Regions from separate parts of the Homo sapiens genome. Here regions 1 and 3 are each linked to region 2. A link is an interaction called in ENCODE POLR2A ChIA-PET data of the cell type or tissue named here. Cell type or tissue: PC-9. All regions are shown on one strand.

Evidence for each region. Peaks named below come from ENCODE experiments on the same cell type or tissue, not always from the same donor. Only the 100,000 strongest peaks of a DNase experiment are listed, where the experiment ranks them.
Region 1: POLR2A ChIA-PET joins it to region 2 with 5 read pairs; 2 of 35 experiments call an interaction of 5 or more read pairs at or near these places.
Region 3: POLR2A ChIA-PET joins it to region 2 with 5 read pairs; 2 of 35 experiments call an interaction of 5 or more read pairs at or near these places.

Annotation. Positions count from the first base shown.
Region 1 is chr1:202,281,533-202,285,532 of GRCh38, reverse strand. All of the region lies in intron 6 of LGR6 (leucine rich repeat containing G protein-coupled receptor 6), which reads right to left. Among named protein-coding and RNA genes, the nearest start is that of UBE2T, 58 kb to the left of the region's middle. In PC-9, no CTCF peak of the experiment used is centred here; a DNase peak (open chromatin) is centred at 1,962; H3K27ac peaks cover 358 bases.
Region 2 is chr1:202,106,693-202,110,692 of GRCh38, reverse strand. LOC105371684 (a long non-coding RNA gene) reads left to right here and starts at 1,523. Exons shown (of 2, transcript XR_001738375.2): 1 at 1,523-1,723. RefSeq lists an enhancer at 1,806-2,779. In PC-9, no CTCF peak of the experiment used is centred here; DNase peaks (open chromatin) are centred at 2,182, 3,162 and 3,622; H3K4me3 peaks cover 621 bases; H3K27ac peaks cover 3,443 bases.
Region 3 is chr1:201,515,533-201,519,532 of GRCh38, reverse strand. The region is part of intron 1 of CSRP1-AS1 (CSRP1 antisense RNA 1); the gene reads right to left. The region is part of intron 1 of LOC124904484 (a long non-coding RNA gene); the gene reads left to right. Among named protein-coding and RNA genes, the nearest start is that of CSRP1-AS1, 10 kb to the right of the region's middle. RefSeq lists an enhancer at 671-1,182. In PC-9, no CTCF peak of the experiment used is centred here; DNase peaks (open chromatin) are centred at 1,712 and 3,432; H3K27ac peaks cover 3,133 bases.

The DNA.
Region 1 (4,000 bases), 170 kb before region 2:
ACAATCTTCTCAATTGAAAACTATTATCCCCATTTTCTATCTGTGGAAATCGAGGCTCTTGAGAAGTCAGGTGACTTGCACCTGTCACATGCTGGTGGCAAAGCCAGGATTTGAATCTAAGTCTGCTAAGTCAAGATGAATCCTCATTCTACCCTGGGAAGAACCCTGAGCCCTGGGAGGACCTCGATGGAAGTCCACCTGGTTTCCTGTCCCTGGCCAAAGGCTGACATCAGGGCCAGGAGTAAGGGGTGGCCAGATACTCTCAGAACCAAGTCAGAGCCAGTTTCCTGTTGGCATTAATGGTTTCAAAGACACACACAGAGAGGAACATTTTCTAGCTACAGTTGCTGTTGAAGTAAAAATGTTCTGTGGAAACAGATCACCAGAGCATCCATCACCAGAGGAGATTTGATGTGGAAGGTACAATTTTGTATTATAAGGCAGAATTCAATACATTTCTTCTTTGCCCTCTTCCTGTCCCAGGCCCCTGTTGAATGCTGGTCCTGATTTAGAGAGAGAGCTGGGGCCAGAAGATTTCTGTTCTCACTATGGCCCCAGGCTCTCCTCCAAAGGGAAGTGTCCAGCCAGCACAGGGCTCCAGTTGGGCCTGATTTGTTTAGTGAGGTTATAACAAGGCCCAAGGAGCATCACCCAGGCCCAAGAGAGGTGAGACACTATTGTCCCCGGGGTCCATCCTGGGCCCTGTCCCCTCCTGGGTTCTAGCTGAGATTCAGCCATCAAGTTCCCAGATCTAGAGCATGAGGGTGGGCCCTTTAGGATGCAATTGTGTTTGCTCGACCTTTTTTTTTCTTGCGAAGATTTTCAAAGATCATTAGCTGTCAGGCTAGACTAGCTCGTCATGGCCTCCAGGCACACATTTCCAAACACTGACCTAGGGTTTCAGGTCCTGAGACCTCCTGGGAAAACCTTCCTAGAAATGTTCTTCACCATGCTCTCTTATCTCTCAGCCTAGATACCTGGGAAGTCCTATGATTGATCTGACCTTGACGGAGCTAGTGCTAAGTGAAGCAACGTATTACAAAGCAAGAGGTATGGTTTCTAGTGGTTTACCGTCACTTGCAAATTACAGTGACATGGGCAACTCACCCCCAAATACCTACATTTGGTCTGATCTGGTTAAGTGGAAATACTACTTCACAGTCTGGGGACTAGACCACCTCTGATTCTCAATTTCCCAGCAAGTTCGGGTCATCCTCATTGTGGAAGTAGAAAGGAGTTGTGGATGCAGGATGGAGCATGACCTGTCTGCTTCTGGCTGAGGTTTCTTGGCAAAGTCTGGAATGATGATGACTACATCAGGAGAAATGTCCTGGGAGCTTCCTTCCTACGAGGTCAGACTTTCCCAGAGGGCAACAAGGTTTCTGTAGGAAGGGGGTGGGGCGGGTGGAGTTGGCACGATTTGTTCTGCTAAACAAGAGAGGTCTTAACAGTGCCCATCCCCTGAACCCTGCCCAAATGACTTGGATTTGCTGGCTCTTTTGGAGTAAAAGAGAGCATGGTGTATGTCTCTCACACTTTCTCCCCATCTCTGAGGTAGCCCATTGTGCAGATGAAGGAAGTGAGGCTCACAGAGGTGAAGTTACTTCCTCTGGCTGACCCAGCTTGCAGGGGCAAAGCCAGGGTTGGAAGCCAAACAGCCTGGTCTCCAGAGCTGAGGGCATAACAGAGGGTGTGTTGCTGCAGGTGCATTTGTGATGGGCATTTCTGTGCTGTGCTGGGTTGTGGGGTGGGGCTGCCTACGTGGAGTGAGGGTCATGTAGGGCTTGAAACATGTGGCACGTGTGCTGCACGTGCACATGATTGGCTGTGCAGTTCCAGATGCCTGTGTGACCACGTGTGTGCATGCCCGCACCTGGCCCCTCCTCCCCAGGTGGTATGGCTGGGGGCCGCTTTCCCCACTTAGAGGAGTCTGCAGAGGAGCCAAACCACAGCTCCAGCCAAACCGCAGCTTGGGCCGCAGGGGTTTGATCTTCCCTCTGCTGCCGGAGATGAGAGAAGTCTAAGTGGCAGAGATTTATGGGGCCTGAGGGAGAAATACCCTTCCAGTGAGAAGCTCACATGAAAAGCTCCAGAGACTGCAAAGCGTGCCAATTATGCAACAATTAAAAGGTTTGACTATCATTTCTTTCTCCTTTTATTCTCCCATCTACTCCTCCCCCTGCCACATCTGGCTGCCCCTGCAGGCTCCCCAGCAAATGCTCTGGGGAACAGAGGATAAAGAACACACTTTTCCCCTTTTTAATTGGAGATCAAAAGTTGGAAGAAGAACTCACCCCTCAAGGGCAGGAAGAAGGGGGTATTGTTGAGATGGAGGCCCTCAGAGGAGGAGATGGGAAAGGAGAAAGGAGTGTAGGGCAGGCTCCTATACAGCTTGTCAGGGTTTGTAAGAATTTTACACACATCATCTCACTTAATCCACAGGCCAACCCTGTAAGATTAGTTAACTATTACTGGCATTATGTTTCAGATTAGAAAACGGAGACTCACAGAGGCAAATGATTTTACCAAGGTCACACAGCTGGTAGAAGTGGCACTGTACCCCAGGCTGTCTGATGCCAAGGGCTTTGCCACCAGGCTCCTAGCCTTGGCTTTCCCATTGGTAAAGTGGGTGCAGGCCCTGGGCTTTGTGTGATGGAATCAAGTGCTCCTGTAGATGAAAGGTACAGTGGGCGCTTAGCGGCAGGATTGCTCTGTAATTCAGCCAGCATCAGCTGAGCCAAATGCCCTGCGCGGCAATCCAGTGGCTAATTGAGAAAGAATTAGGCAGTGTGCCCCAAAAGTGAAGAAACAGCTGCTAGTTGGTTTTTTAGAGGCGCCAACACATAGTCAGTGTATGTACCCCCTCCCCACCTGATTTCCCAGCAAAGCTAACAGCGCCCACACTCCAGGGTTCATGGCATTGGACTCCCTCCTGCCCTGCTCATCCATGGCAACTCCAAACACTGCCCTAAAAGCTCTTATATCTCCTGAGGGAAGGTGGCTGTGGGCACACAGGCTTTTGCAGGGTAATGAGCACCATCTCTTACATCTAGGATTCCCCCAAACAGCTGGCACATAGCAGGCTCACACAGTTCACATTTGACCCAGACAAAAGAGGACAGCAGGCTCTCCCCCAGGGACTTTCATGTATGTTTTCTCATTAATGCACCCTAGATCTGCTCTGTCTCTAACTGAGGGAGTAACTCTGGGCAGGCCATGACACCTCCCCGGACATCAATTTTCTCAGATGTTGATTGAGTGGGCTAGACTGTCCAGAGTTAACTGCCCAGCTGTCTATGACAGCTAGAGAGGGAGGAACATGTAGCCCAAGTCACGCACAGTGGCAGGAAGAGGTTCCAATTTTCCTGCCTCCAGGCTGGGGCATGTCCCCCACACCTCAGTCCTCAGTCTTCCGGAGGGTGAGCATGCCGGCAAAGCTGGGCTGGCTCTGCCATTTCTCCCGCTTCAGGCTAAGCCCAAGAAAGCAGCCACACTTCTGGGTCTTGTGCCCACAGGAAAAAAGAGTGGAGCTTGGGTCTCAGCCTCCCTATTACTTTTCCCTGCACCACCACAAATGCCATTAGCCCAGGCCTCCTGGGATAAGTTTTCCCAAATGGTTTTCCCCAGTACATTGCTTCCCAGATCACAGCTTGACTCAGCATTTTCTCCTCTGCTGCTTCGGATTCTTGAAAACCCCTCACCTCAGGATTGATGTCCTGGGGTATATGTGGGAGGGGGTGGAGAATAAGGGGGGTTGGTTATGGAGGGCAAGGTGGAGCAAGTGGGGGGTAAGAGAAACTGTGAGCATCCCCCTGACACCATGAGCTCTACCCCAACCTCAGTGGCTCATACTTGGTGACCTGGGGGTCCTTCTCTCCCCATCGACCCTCTCCGAGGCCTGTACCAGGTGGCCATGGCAGCCAGCTCCCTCATGGATGCTGAGGGACCCCAGCTGGCAGAAACGGCCACACTTGGAGAGCCCAGCCAGTTGTTTGCTCAA
Region 2 (4,000 bases):
CTCACACCTGTAATCCCAGCACCTTGGGAGGCAGAGGCTAGTGGATCACTGGAGGTCAGGAGTTCGAGACCAGCCTGACCAACATGGTGAAACCCCGTCTCTGCTAAAACTACAAGGCTGTGCATGGTGGCTCATGCCTATAATCCCAGCACTTTGGGAGGCCGAGATCAAAACCATCCTGGCCAACATGTTGAAACCCCGTCTCTACCACAAATATAAAAGTTAGTTGGGCATGGTGGCGCACGCCTGTAATCCCAGCTTCTTGGGAGGCTAAGGCAGGAGAATCTTTTGAATCTGGGAGGCGGAGGTTGCAGTGAGCCAAGATCGTGCCACTGCACTCCAGCCTGGTGACAGAGTGAGACTCTGTCTCAAAAAAAAAAAAAAAAAAAAAGACTCAGAGATCCCACCCCAGCCCCTAGCTCTGGAATCGGAGCCCAGCCTCTATTCCCTAGAACAGGCAAGGCCAAGCTGGCTGCCCAACATCTTGGGTGAGACTTGATTTATGCATGAATAGAATGATTTCTACCCATGAGCAAAGGTCCTCCTACCTCTGGCTGTCCTTGGCTGTAGGGGTCAGATCTTGACCCCTCTGAATCTTCCTGGGGTTCATTCTGTTTCTCTCCTGTCTAAACCAGCACAAAAGTCCTGTGAATCTGCAGGGGCAGTGTTTTGCCCGTTTGGGGGCCTGTGGCCTTGCGGGCTGAGGGAGGCCCTTTGCTGAAACTACCCTATACACCCTACATGAGAACAACCTGCAGGGGCCTGGGAACCTAGGTCATGTCTGTCTCCCCAGTGCCTAGCATAATTCCTGACACAAAGTATGCACTTCATGCATATAAGTTGTTTTCGTTTTTAGCAGGTCTCTGCTTGAAGACGTGGCAGCCTTCAGTCAAGGTCATGTCTAGAGTCTCAATACTGGGTAGTATGAGTGCCCTGCATCTGGAGGGCTCGAAAATTTGAGGGTTACACTGAAACAAGTTTGGATTGTCTGCATCTCCCTCTATTGAGGTCCCTCTGGCATAGAGCACTGAAATGCTAGTTCATCTAGCACCTAGGCGCTAGTTCATAGACCCTGAAACTCCCAGGCTGGGGGGTCTTGGCTTGCTGTCCTGCAGCCTGGTAATGTGGCTCTGACTCAAATTGCTGCAGGACCTTGGGCCATGCTGCCATGATCCCAGGCATCCCAGAGACCCCGGAATCATAGGCGCTAGTTCAACTAGGACCTATGAACTAGCATTTTTCCCTCATAGTCAACAGAAGATCCCTGTTCTCCCAGCCTTTGGGCAGGGCCTAGAGTAGGAAGATTGGAGGACACACAAGCATAGTGCCCCTTTCCCAGGTCTCCCTCTGGACATGCCTGATCCACTGTGGCCAGCTGGGGGGCACCCCCCTACAGGAAATCCTCCAGGGTGGGACCATGGGGCCAATATCTGACCTGGATCCTGGAACTTTGGCAAGATGCCCTTGCCAACAATCACGAGCACTGAGCCCTCCTCTGGAAGGAGAAACCCTCCCTCTGGGCCTAGCCCTCATCCGTAAAATGGGGCTTTGCTAGGGGTACTCTCAGTCCCCTCCAAGCACTAGTATTCCCAGGTAAACCTACGAATGATGCCCAGTCAATGTTTTTGTTTGGTTTTGTTGTTTTTTGCAGAGGATGAGGGAAAATGTCTGGACCACTGTTGGCCTAACAGTTCACAGAAAGCTGCCACTGTGCACTGGAAAGGTATATTTAGGTCTCTTGCAATGTCCTTTTCTCTTTTGCCAATTTCTGACCCAGGAGGGTGGAGGAGAATAGAGATGGTGGTGACCTTGGTGGAGGCAGGAAGGAGCAGGGCTGATAGCTAGATTTTCATCTGTGCAGGTGCATGTTTATGCATTTGTGTCTGTCTCTGAGCTCAATATAGATCAGCGTGTATCTCCCTCCATATTAGAGTTACAGAGCTCTCCATTTACAGCTGTAAAAGAGATTTATATTTCTTTCTAGAATGGTTGGGGCAGGGGTGTGGTTCAACAGATGGCTAGCAGGTTACAGGTGTGTCTAGCTGAAAAAAGTATCTGGCCCTGGGCCTCCTGATTGGCTGTCAGTGAGTCACAGCGGTTGGGTTCTTGGAGTGGAGCTAATTGGCTGTCATGGAGTTGGGTTCATGCCCTGCCTTATCTTTAGGGCCTTCTTCTGCCAGCCTAGACGGACAATGTTCCCTGTAGAGGCAATGACGCTTGCAGGCTGCTGACTGCGGGTCAGTGGGACGTGCCCTTTGGGTAGTTTTCCCAGCAGCATGTGGTTCACCTTGACCTGGCCACACCCTGACTCCTCAGCTCTCCAGAGCCCGAAGGATGGCACCCTACTGGGGAGTGATTCCAGGGGCCAGCTGGCTGTGACCTGGCGAAGTCACAAAGGTATTTCCTCAGTTCTGGAAGTGCCATCCGAACTGACTGGCAACAAGAAAGTGTTTGTGGGTAAACATTGTAGAAACCAACTCTGGATTCTGTGAAAGGCCTCTGGAGAGATAGGCAGGGAACTGTTGCCATGGTAACCAGCTCAGGGGGTCGGAGCAGAAAGCAGAAGAGAGGCAGGCAGGAGGGGTCCCTGTCTTGGCTTTCCAGATGCAAGGAATCCTTGAACATGCAGGCTCTGGGAGTGGTCTGCCTCCCGGCCTCAAGTCACATGTACACACAGGGCTTTTCACTTCTCCTAGGCCTTACATGGGTGTGGCTTCATGCCCTTCCAGGGAGCAGGACCCAGACAGTTATTCCAGGGTGAGAGATGGGCAAAGCAAGCCCTCCAGGAGCATACACACTGCCCAAGGTCACAGGGCAGAGACCAGCAGCCAGCAGGAGCCCAGCAGGCACAGGAACACTTGACGAAATCCGTTTTCTGTCTGTCCGCCAAACTAGCTGCAGCCCCCGGTCCTCCATTAAGAGTCCCAGGGACCACTCAGCTCAGGGTAGTGGGAGGAGTTGGCATAATCTTCTTGGCTCAGGGCTACAACTTCTGAGAAGTTCAAACAACCACATATTTCCCCATCCTCCTCCTCCCACCTGTTTGTCCACCTGAGTAGAATACAATTTCTGTGTCTGAGCAGTGGGGGGCAATTGAACTGGGGAGACCTTGACAGGCCCCTTATCAGCTCCCTGGGGCTGCCAGGCTGCCTGTTGGTATCCTGGACTCCCGGCTCTTGCCCGCCCAGGCTGGCACAGTTGCCATCCAGGGTGCCTGGGCGGAGAGCCAGAGGGAATTTTCCACCTGCCTGCCTTTGTTGTCTGCTCTGTGGTCTGGAGCCTGGGCCAGGGGCGGGGCAGGCCCCCTGGGTATCTGCAGGAGGGCTCCGAGGTTGCCTTGGGCTGCCTCACACAGGAATTGCCAACCCTTCCCATGTTCCATGACCCAGCGAGGTTTCTTTTTCTCCATGGGGGAGATGCGGGAGCTAGTGGGGATAGGGGAAGGTTGGGCACTGGGGTGGGGATGCCCACCTGGGTAACCACAGAGTGCCAGGGTTAGAAGGAGCCTAGGCTTATCCAGCTGAGCCCCTACCTTGTACAGATGGGAACACTGAGGCGCCTGCCTTGTACAGATGGGGATAAGAGGGCAATGGACATGGCCAAGGTCACAAAGGGAGGGTAGATGCCAAGCCATGACTCAAAGCCGCTTTCCAGACTCACATCCCAGTATCTGTCACCAAACCTTTCAGTCCCCCCATAACTTCACTTTTCCATTCGGGGCTGAATCAGGCTATGGGTCTCCCACTCCAACCCCTCCTTCCACACCCTGTCCTCTCTTCTTAGCACAGGATGTGTGGGCCTAGGCCTGCCTTCCACAGCTCCTCAATGTGAGCACCAGCTCCCCTGGCCCCCGACTGCCTTCAAGAGGCCCTCCCCTCCTGGAACTGGCTGAGCTCTGCACAGGGTCCTCAGGCTGAGGGCGGGGCCTGGGCTGCTCTAGGGGCAGTGGGTGAATGAAGACAAACCCATGGGAAGAGATGAGAGGCAGCGGGCTGAGCTC
Region 3 (4,000 bases), 590 kb after region 2:
ATTATTTGGCAATAAAAAAGGAATGAAGTATTTATACACGTTAGTGAAAGAAATAAAAATATTTCACCTTAAAATATCCTTCTTTGACATATTTTGAGACAGCTGTTCAAAGGGCCTTGCAAACAGAAGTAGCCCTGCAAAGCTGTCTTTGGTGGGAGAGATTTGCATCAGTGGATAAAATCTTCACTTATGTGGGGCTTCTCTTTAGATTTAGGAACAATTAACTGAGGCTCTGACACCTTTAAAGGTCGAAAAGAAGTATTTACCATCAATTCTTTCTGAGGGCTGCTACCTGTGAGATTTCATCTACCTAACAAGACCACTTATGCTAGCCAGGCCTCATCTTTTCCCCCTCCCATAAGGTGTCTTGCCACTAAAACCTGCTTACCACTATAATCTGTTTTTGGCCATGCTCTGAGTCCCCATTCATTTTGTAACCTCAAGATGGTATGGGCCGAGAATGGTGGCTCATGCCTGTAATCCCAGCACTTTGGGAGGCGGAGGCGGGCGGATCACTTGAGGTCAGCAGTTTGAGACCAGCCTGGCCAACAGGGTGAAACCCCATATCTCTACCAAAAACTACAAAAAGTAGCCAGGCATGGTGGCATACACCTGTAGTCCTAGCTACTCAGGAGGCTGAGGCAGGAGGATTGCTTGAATCTAGGAGGTGGAGGTTGCAGTGAGCCGAGATTGCATCACTGCACTCCAGCCTGGGTGACAGAGTGAGACCCTGTCTCAAAAAAACAACAAAAAAAGATGGTATGTAAGCTCCTATACCCCACTGGGAGGTTAGGGTAACTCTGCAGTACTCCCCCGCGTGCATGTTGATAAATTTATATGCCTTGTCTCCAATTAATCTGCCTTTCATCAGTTGTTTTTTCAGTGATCCTTCAGAGGGCAAAGAGGAAGCTTTCCCTTAAGTTATATAAAATAAACTAGACACAAAAGACCACATATTGTATGGTTACATTTATGTGAAATGTTCAGGCCAGGCGCGGTGGCTCACACCTATAGTCCCAGCAGTTTGGGAGGCCTAGATGGGCTGATCACTTGAGTTCAGGAGTTTGAGACCAGCCTGGGCAGCAAGGCGAAACCCCATCTCTACAAAAAATACATAAAAATTAGCCAGACTTGGTGGCCTGCACCTGTAGTAGTCACAGCTACTGGGCAAGGGGGTAGAGGGTACTGAGGCAGGAGGATTGCTAGAGGCCAGGAAGTGGAGGCTGCAGTGAGCCGTGATTGCGCCACTGTGCTCCAGCCTGGGTGACAGAGCCAGGCCCTGTCTCAAAAAAAAAAAAAAAAAAAAAAAAATCGGAACAGGGAACAGGCAAATTTATAGAAACATAAAGTGGATAAGTACTTGTGTAACCACCCAATGGCTTCTCCTTGCCTGATACGCAGACAGAGCAGATTTATCAAGACAGGGGAATTGCAATGAAGAGTTTAATTTACAAAAACTTGGTGAAAGAGAGATAGAAGCTTTATTATTACTCAAACCAGTCTCCTGGAAAATTTGGAGACTGGAATTTTTAAGGATAATTTGGTGTGTAGGGGGCCAGGAAGTGGGGAATGCTGATTGGCTGGGTCAGCGATGAAATCATAGGGGGTCAAAGTGGGATTTTTCTTCCTGTCCTCTGTTCCTGGGTGAGATCCCAGAACTGGTTGAGCCAGATTACCGATCTGGGTGGGGCCAGCTGGTGCATCAGAATGCAGTGTGAAAAATGTCTGGAGCACTGATCTTAGGTTTTACAATAGTGATGTTATCTTTCGGAGCAATGGGGGAGGTTCAAAATCTCGTGGCCTGTCTGCATTAATCTTTTGAGACTGAGTCTCACTCTGTCGCCCAGGCTGGAATGCAGTGGCACGATCTTGGCTCACTGCAGCCTCCGCCTCCTGGGTTCAAGCGATTCTCCTGCCTCAGCCTCCCGAGTAGCTGGGACTACAGGCCCCCGCCACCACTCCCAGCTAATTTTTGTAATTTTAGTAGAGACAGGGTTTCACCATGTTGGGCAGGCTGGTCTCCAACTCCTGACCTCAGGTGATCTGCCCACCTCGGCCTCCCAAAGTGCTGGGATTACAGGCCTGAGCCACTGTGCGCCCGGACTGTCAGCATTAATCTTGAGGCTAATTTGTTAGTGCTACACAAGCAGTCTGGTCCCCAAGCAAGAAGGGGCTGTGTTAAGGGAAAAGGCTGTTTTCATCTTTGCTTCAAAGTTAAGTTATAAGCTGAATTCCTCCCAAAGTTAGTTTAGCCTCTGCCCAGGAATGAACAAGGGCAGCTTGGAGATTAGAAGCAAGATGGAGTCAATTAGGTCGGATCTCTTTCACTGTGATAATTTTCTCATTGCTGTAATTTTTGCAAAGACAGTTTCAGTTGCTAGGGATGTTGCAGGAAAAAGCAGGAGTGATTGCAAATGGGTACAGGCTTTCTTATTAGGTTAATAAAATGTTCTAAAATGGTCTGTGGCGATGATTGCAAAACTGTAAATATACCAAAAACCATTGAAATGTACACTTTAAAAGGGAAAATCATATGACATGTGAATTATATCTCTTTAAAAAAAAATGTTATCATATACCATATGTCTATGTGGGCTTCCAGCAACTCTTCTGGCGCTCCTGGAGTGGCCAGGTCAGGTATGACTAAGAATTCATGGTATGGCCTCTCTGTATTATCTGACTCTCCTCCCTCCCTCCCTCTCCCCCCCTCCCTCCTTTCTTTCCTTCCTTCCTTCCTTCCTTCCTTCCTTCCTTCCTTCCTTCCTTCCTTCCTTCCTTCCTTCCTTCCTCTCTCCTTTCCTTCCTTGCATGAACTAGATGCTACCCTAGGCACTGAGCATACAGATATTGACCAAGATCTAATCCTGTCCTCAAAGAGTTCACAACCTCATGATTGTCCTCAGCCCCCTGTAGCAAAGGAAACTTTTATTGGGACCACTTCTTTATACCCTGAGCTATGAAGAGTAAATCTAACCTTTCTAAAGTCACATACATCTGCACTTAGTGGGGGCTCAGGTGATGGAGCTCCAGTGCTCATAAGCAAGTGAAAAACATAAGGTAGATTTAATATCTTGTAGTTCTTTAGTCCTTCTCATTGCCAGGGTGGGTCACAGAATGCCCATAGTAAAGGAAGCCAAAGTCTCCTTCCTCTTTGGGTCTCAGGGTCCAGATATTGTGTAGCTGGAAGCTCACTACTGAGACACTCAGCAGCTGCCAGGCAGGCAAACTCCCTATTTCCCACACAGCCAAGCTTGACCACCATTATTCCTGGCTCGTGCACCCTTTCCTATAAAGTTGGTGGTTGACATGGAAGATCCTGGACATTCAGGTCATAGTGCCATCAAGGGCCTTGGGCTGTCAACCTCTGCTGTGGTCCTTGATCTCACTCCCTATTCATCTCTGTGAAGCTGCCTTCTAACCTGGGGCTGTGTCTTATCTCTGACCCAGCTCTTGCTCATGCATGATGACTGCTCCCTGCTTCCCTGTATTACCCCCAAATGATAGCTGTTATGCCTTGTGGTTGCTTGTGAAACTGCCTTTGCAAAATTATAACTGAGGAAATTATGACAGTAAAGAAATCAGACCTACCTAACCATTTTGCTTCTAACCTTTAAGCTGTCCTTGTTCATTCCTGGGCATAGGTGGAAATAACTTTGCCCTGAAGGAATTCAGTTCATGATTTGACTCTAAAACAAAATTAATAATAGACCTTTCCCAAAAAGACCCTCTTCCTGCCTGGGGACCAGTCTGCCTTTGCAGGGCTAACAAATTAGCTACAAGATTCGAAATTACAGTTTAGGGGTCACGCAGTCTCTGGCTTGAAGAATCTGAACCTCCTTAAATTGTTCCTAGGGATAACACTACTGTTGTAAAACCTAAGATCAGTGCTTGAGATATCTTGCAGACCCTACACTCTGGGTGGATCAGCTGACACAACCCAGAACTGTAATCTGGCTCAACCAGTTCTGCCATCCCACCCAGGAACAGAAAATAGCACAAA